2 separate regions of the Homo sapiens genome follow, and region 1 is linked to region 2. The links are chromatin contacts, found by POLR2A ChIA-PET in ENCODE. All regions are on one chromosome and are shown on one strand. The core of a region is the stretch at or near the end of the contact, and the rest is flanking DNA. Distances in the headings are between cores, read along the strand shown. Region 1 overlaps HRH1 (histamine receptor H1). Region 2 overlaps ATG7 (autophagy related 7).

Region 1 (2,700 bases), core at 165-2,664, 230 kb after region 2:
AGTGAATGGGTAAACTATGGTTCATCCAGATAATGAGATACTATTCAATGTTAAAAATAAATAAGCTATCAAGCCATGGGGAGAGATGGAGGAAACTGACATGCATACTATTAAGTGAAAGAAGCCCATCTGAAAACGCTACGTACTATATGGTTCCAACTGTATGACGTCCTGGAAAAGGCAAAACTTTGGAAACAGTAAAAAGATCAATGGTTAGCAGGATTTGGGCAGGGGAAGGGATGAATAGGCAGATCACAGATGATTTTTAGGAGAGTAAAAAATGCACGGTATTAGAATGATGGATACATATTATCCATTTGTCCAAACCCACAGAAAGTGCAACATCAAGAGGGAGCCCTCATGGAAACTGTGGCTCTGGGTGACAATGATGTGTCATGTAGGCTCATCCGTGGTAACAAATGCACCACTCTGTGGGGATGTTGACAGTGCAGGGGACTGTGCATATGTGAGGACAGAGGGTACATGTAAATCTCTATATCTTCAGCAGAATTTTGCTGTGACCCTAAGACTGCTTGAAGAAAAATAAAGTCTTCGTTAAAACAAAACAAAACATCTTGGCTAGGGGATGGAGGAGGGTGGGGGCCAGGAGGTCAATACCACATAGGGTCAGGATGCTAAAAGCTGGAAGAAGTCTTAGAAATCATCTAGTTAAAGTGGCTCCCAAACAAAGGTTCCCTTTATTTTTAATTAATTATTTATTTATTTATTTATTTATTTATTTATTGAGATGGAGTCTTGCTCTGTCACCCAGGCTGGAGTGCAGTGGTGTGATCTTGGCTCACTGCAACCTCTGCCTCTTGGGTTCAAGTGATTCTCCTGCCTCAGCCTCCCGAGTAGCTGGGATTACAAGGCGCTCACCACCACACCGGGCCAATTTTTGTATTTTTAGTAGAGACAGGGTTTCGCCATGTTGGCCAGGCTGGTCATGAACTCCTGACCTCACATGATCTGCCCCCCTTGGCCTCCCAAAGTGTTGGGATTACAGGCGTGAGCTACAGCGGCCAGCCTCAAAGTTTCCTTTTAATCTTTCCTTTTATTAGAAATTAGAAATAATTTTATCTACCGCAAAACTCAACCGTATGTATTAAGGAAGAATCCATTTTCCCCACCTCTGAATTACCCCAAGACCTCCAGCTCTTCAGTCCTGGTGCCTGCCCCGGTGAGGGGGGAGTATGTGGAGACAGCCAGCCCAGGCAATTTGGCAAAACAAGAGACTGCCCAACACTGCCACAGGCCTGGGCGGCAGACAAATGATTTCCTTTAACTTCTCGGAAAAGTTAACAATAGCCTGGACTTCACAGAGAGGGGCAAGGTCCCCGCTTTTATTTTTCCCAGCTGGACATGCTTCCTGTGAGCAACTCAGCAGGCACTTGGCAAGGCCCAGACAGGCTAGCTTTCTTCCTGGGCATGTCCCCCTTGAGGGTGTGGCAACAGCCCTGGTGACACCTGGAATTTTCAGACAGCCCTTCTCCGACTAGTCTAAGGATATGCTGTTTTTTCAGCCTGTTTCTTGGAACCCCATGTTTAACCTCAGGTCCTTATGAACCTCTGCAGAGGTTTCCCTCACTCTGATCCCCACTGTTAGGCACACACCCCAAAGCATCCAGGACACAGTGACTTCCTCTTAGCTCCTCTCCCTCATGTCTTTCTCTGCCCCTCCCACTGCCCTCTACCGTCCCCCAAGTCTAGTCTCTCTGCTTTGCTCTGGTTGCACCATTACTCACCATCCCATAATACCCCGTGCCCTTTCAGACTTTGGAGCTTGTGCACATGCTGTCCCCTTTGCCTATGAAAGGGCTTCCTCCATCTGAGCACCTGGCAAACTTCCATACAAGCAGGGCAAGTCAAATCCTTCTCCTGCACATCAGAGGCTTGCCTCTGTCAGCCCCTCTCTGGCCGTAGGGCAATTGGTTTATGTGCACTCTGCTTCCCCTTCTAGACTGAGGGGATCCTCTGAGAAAGATGGCATGTTTCCTCTGTTTGAGCTCCAGTTTGGACAGGGCCAGTAAGCAGCAGCGGGCCTCTGGATACCTTTCTCTAGCGAATCCACTGATAGATCCCCGAAAACTGCACACAGCATTTTGAGGGCAGGGGCATCTTTCTGAGGAGAGGCCCTCAAAGGGATCTATTCCCCCTTAAAAAACAAAGAATTCTACTCTAGACCCTCAGCATCTTAATGGAAGGGGATATGTCTAATCTTTTCCTCTATTTCACAGCTCTGCACATAGTAGGCCATTACTATAAAATGATATTAAGTCATGGAGTTTTTTTGAGCTGGTGATCTAGTCCAGCCTTCCCATTTCCCAGATGAAGGAGCTGAGCCCCAGAGCAGGGAAATGCCTTACTCATTTGTAAGCCAAATGGAATGATCAGGGGAAATGACTTTCTGCGTAAGGGTTAGGTAATGGTCATATATTAATATTAATTTCCTCACCCTTCCATGTATTCCCTAATCAGTTTTCAAGTTTCTACTCTGTGCGAGGTATAAGTGTGGGGATGCAGAAATGAACAGCACATAGTTCCTGCTCTTGGAGAGCTCACAAGCTGCAGGAAGAGATGAATGCCTGGATCATGGAGAAGCTAGACAGAGGAGGGAGGAATGATTTCCTGGCCTGGCCTCTAGGAAGCTTTGTGGAGAAGTGGCATCCAAGCTGTGCACAAAGGATGTCCCAGGCTCTT
Region 2 (3,004 bases), core at 142-2,641:
GAACATGGCAGTCTTGGCTATGTGTGGGAGCTGAGGTATGAACTCAGACCTTCTGACCAGGCCAGGATTCGGGTTACTCATACACTTTATGAGTATTCTAATGTAATATGGCTGATTATTAAAGTAACTCTCCTGTTATTACACATTCAGCATTCTAAGGATGCTGCTATTAAAGTAAGAGGGCTTTGGAACTCATCTTCGGAAGCTGTACTGAGGGGTAGTGAGTAGCATGTTTCATGAACATACCCAGTTATGGCCAGGGTGGATTTGAGTTTATAAAGAAGTCAAAAGTGGCACCGAGTCTGGTGAAGGAGGTAAGTTATTAGGCTGAATTACACCATTTTAGATTTATACGTACAGTGACACACATCAATACAAAGTATAAGCAATGTTCTATTAAGGCTCAAAGTAGATGTAAATCTCAAAATCTGCAAAAAGTTGTTTCTGGCAATGGTAGCTAGATATAATAGATACCAAAGAATATTTATAAAATGTATAAAAAGTAAGTACTTTGATATATTTTTAAACACTTTTATGTAAAAATTATCCATCTTTTTCCTTTTTGGTTATACATGGTATATTTGAATCAAAATCACTAAATTAGAGTTGAAAAGCATTTCATTTTTTTCTAGAAAGGAGGCTTAAAAAAAGAATTTCACATGATTCAATCCTCTCATTTTAAGTGGGGAAGCATGCACAGGACACTGAAGGATTCATCCAAGGTCACTCATGAGAACACTGGCGGAACCAGGAGTACAATGTAAGAAGGACTGGATTCCCATGTTCTGTTTCCTAATATTAGCTGTCTTTGCTTTGCTTTCAGCATTTATGATTTCCCCCCTTCTTTCTCGCTTAGACTTCTCCAAGCGGATTATACCATCCGAGACTCTTTTCCGAAGGGTGGGGAACTCTGCCCAGACTTCATTGTCTATTTTCCAATTGCAACTTTCCCCAATAACGATTTATCCAAACATCTCAAATTCATGTAGATAACTCTGACAGCAAATAAAAGGTACACATTTTATAAAGTAAGTTATAAGTGAGATACTGCCAAGCTTTATTTCAAAAACCAGGCTCTAGTTTCCAATCTAAGAAGTAAATGGCTTTCTGCCTGTTTCTGCCTTTCCTCCCTCACTCAGGAGAGAGGGCCAAGGCTGTGTCTTGAGGGATTGCTTCATAAGGAAAAATCAAGGCAGGGCACAGTCCCAGGATGGCCAGCATGGGTTGGAAGTGAGCTAGCAGAAGGCTCTGGGAAAAGGGAACTGGATTCATGAGCAGGCTAGTTCAGTCCCCAGAGCGATTTCTCTCCATTGGAAACAGGTCTGAGTGCTGACACGGGGGTTTCCCACAGCTTCTGCTGGCCTCCAAAGGCATATTTGTCATCAGAGGCTCTTGATGAAGCTGTACATAAATATCTGACTGTTGTTAAATGCAAAACAAAACAAAACAAAAATATTCCACAGGAACCAAATCAAAACCAGCTGTGTGGGGGAGAGGCCAAAATCTCAGTGTAAGTGCAAAAGGCCCAGCAGAAACACTTGTTAATTGTGTTATTTACTTTGCTGAATAGTAAATTGCTGTGCCAATGAAGTCATATCACATGACCGTAATGTTTTTCATATGACTTTTTGGCTATGAGAGAAATGGGCATTTTCTAGAATTCTGAGTTCTATAGTGAATGAATCACAATCTACATTTTAATTCATAACCAATTAATCAGCTCAGCCCTGTTCATTTCTGCTGGTCTGTTTATGATTTTATAGCCTATGTTATGGTTGTTGCTTTCTTTTTAGATGATCATTCATTAATCCCCAAATCTGCAGAAAGGAAGTTCTATTTAGCACAACCTTGACAAAATGCAAATTATATTAATGGTGCACTGTAATTGCAACCCTGAAATCATAACTGCATGGTACAACATCAAATACTGACAATATGGTCAAGGCAAGGAAGTAAAACAGCCTAAAATTAATCCTGGAATCATGGAACGTGCAAACTTTCATGAATAGGAATGAAGTATTTCAGGGAAATTGGGTAAAGGGACTTAGGAATTTGAATTTCTCAGGGATATACCAATATAGCTTGTTCTATTAACTCTCTTATAAATTAGTCTTATCTCTAGTTACATTCAGTTAGAAAATATTTTGGCATTTCTCATAGTATGATGTTGAACCCACAGTTGGAACAAATAAATACATGTGAACTGATACTTATTCTACTCATAGGATGAGAAATAACTCTAAGAAGGTAAGTCACAGCAAATTTTTGTGGAACATGGCTAAGGTGTTCATATGTTTGATTTAGACTGAGCATTTCTTCAACAAACGCAGCTTTTTTTTTTTTTTTTTTTTTTTTTTAAATAAGAGACAGGGTCTTGCTCTGTCACCCAGGCTGGAGTACAGTGGCACAATCATAGCTCACTGTCTGCCGCAAACTCCTGGGCTCAAGTGATCCTCCTGCCTCAGCATTATAAGTAGCTGGTGTGTCACCATGCCTGGCTAATTTCTAATTTTCTTAAATAGAGACAGAGGCTCACCATCTAGCCCAGGCTGGCCTTAAACTCCCAGACCCAAGCAATCCTCCCAACTTAGCCTCCCAAAGTGCTGGGATTTCAGGTGTAAGCCACTGTACCCATCCCAAATGCAGCAATTTAAAAGATACTTGGGGAGAACCTCAATAGCTCCATGACTTGGACACCCTGTGGTTCATCAGCTTTAAGGCCATTTCCCTGGGTTCCAAATAGGATAAATAAAGATCTAGGAGGGATAGGGAGTCAGGATCTATCTCCAAGTATCCAAACCCATTCTCAGTAAAGGCCTTGGAAGTAAAGGTCAGAGCTTTATGCAAAATTCCCTAATTTACAAGGCAACATTTTAAGAGGGAAGAAAGCTGAGTGGGGCCTTTCTTCCATTGAACCTCCTAATCCCCCATGAGCAGAATGTAACTATAATTTGGCAAAGAATACGGCTATCTGTCCAAGTCCCCTTCTTTTTTTTTATTTCAA

Evidence for each region. ChIA-PET counts read pairs that join two places held with the same protein, here RNA polymerase II (POLR2A).
Region 1: POLR2A ChIA-PET joins it to region 2 with 11 read pairs in WTC11. The contact joins two enhancer-like sites. POLR2A ChIA-PET finds 5 or more read pairs at or near these places in 3 of 52 experiments (GM12878, WTC11 and activated T-cell).

What each region holds. Positions count from the first base shown.
Region 1 is chr3:11,200,450-11,203,149 of GRCh38, reverse strand. All of the region lies in intron 1 of HRH1 (histamine receptor H1), which reads right to left. All of the region lies in intron 2 of LOC102723663 (a long non-coding RNA gene), which reads left to right. Among named protein-coding and RNA genes, the nearest start is that of HRH1, 47 kb to the right of the region's middle. Within about 2 kb of position 1,414, at least 5 of the 41 ENCODE cell types and tissues checked have a DNase peak (open chromatin) inside an H3K27ac peak, as active enhancers do.
Region 2 is chr3:11,432,643-11,435,646 of GRCh38, reverse strand. All of the region lies in intron 20 of ATG7 (autophagy related 7), which reads right to left. Among named protein-coding and RNA genes, the nearest start is that of ATG7, 160 kb to the right of the region's middle. Within about 2 kb of position 1,391, at least 16 of the 41 ENCODE cell types and tissues checked have a DNase peak (open chromatin) inside an H3K27ac peak, as active enhancers do.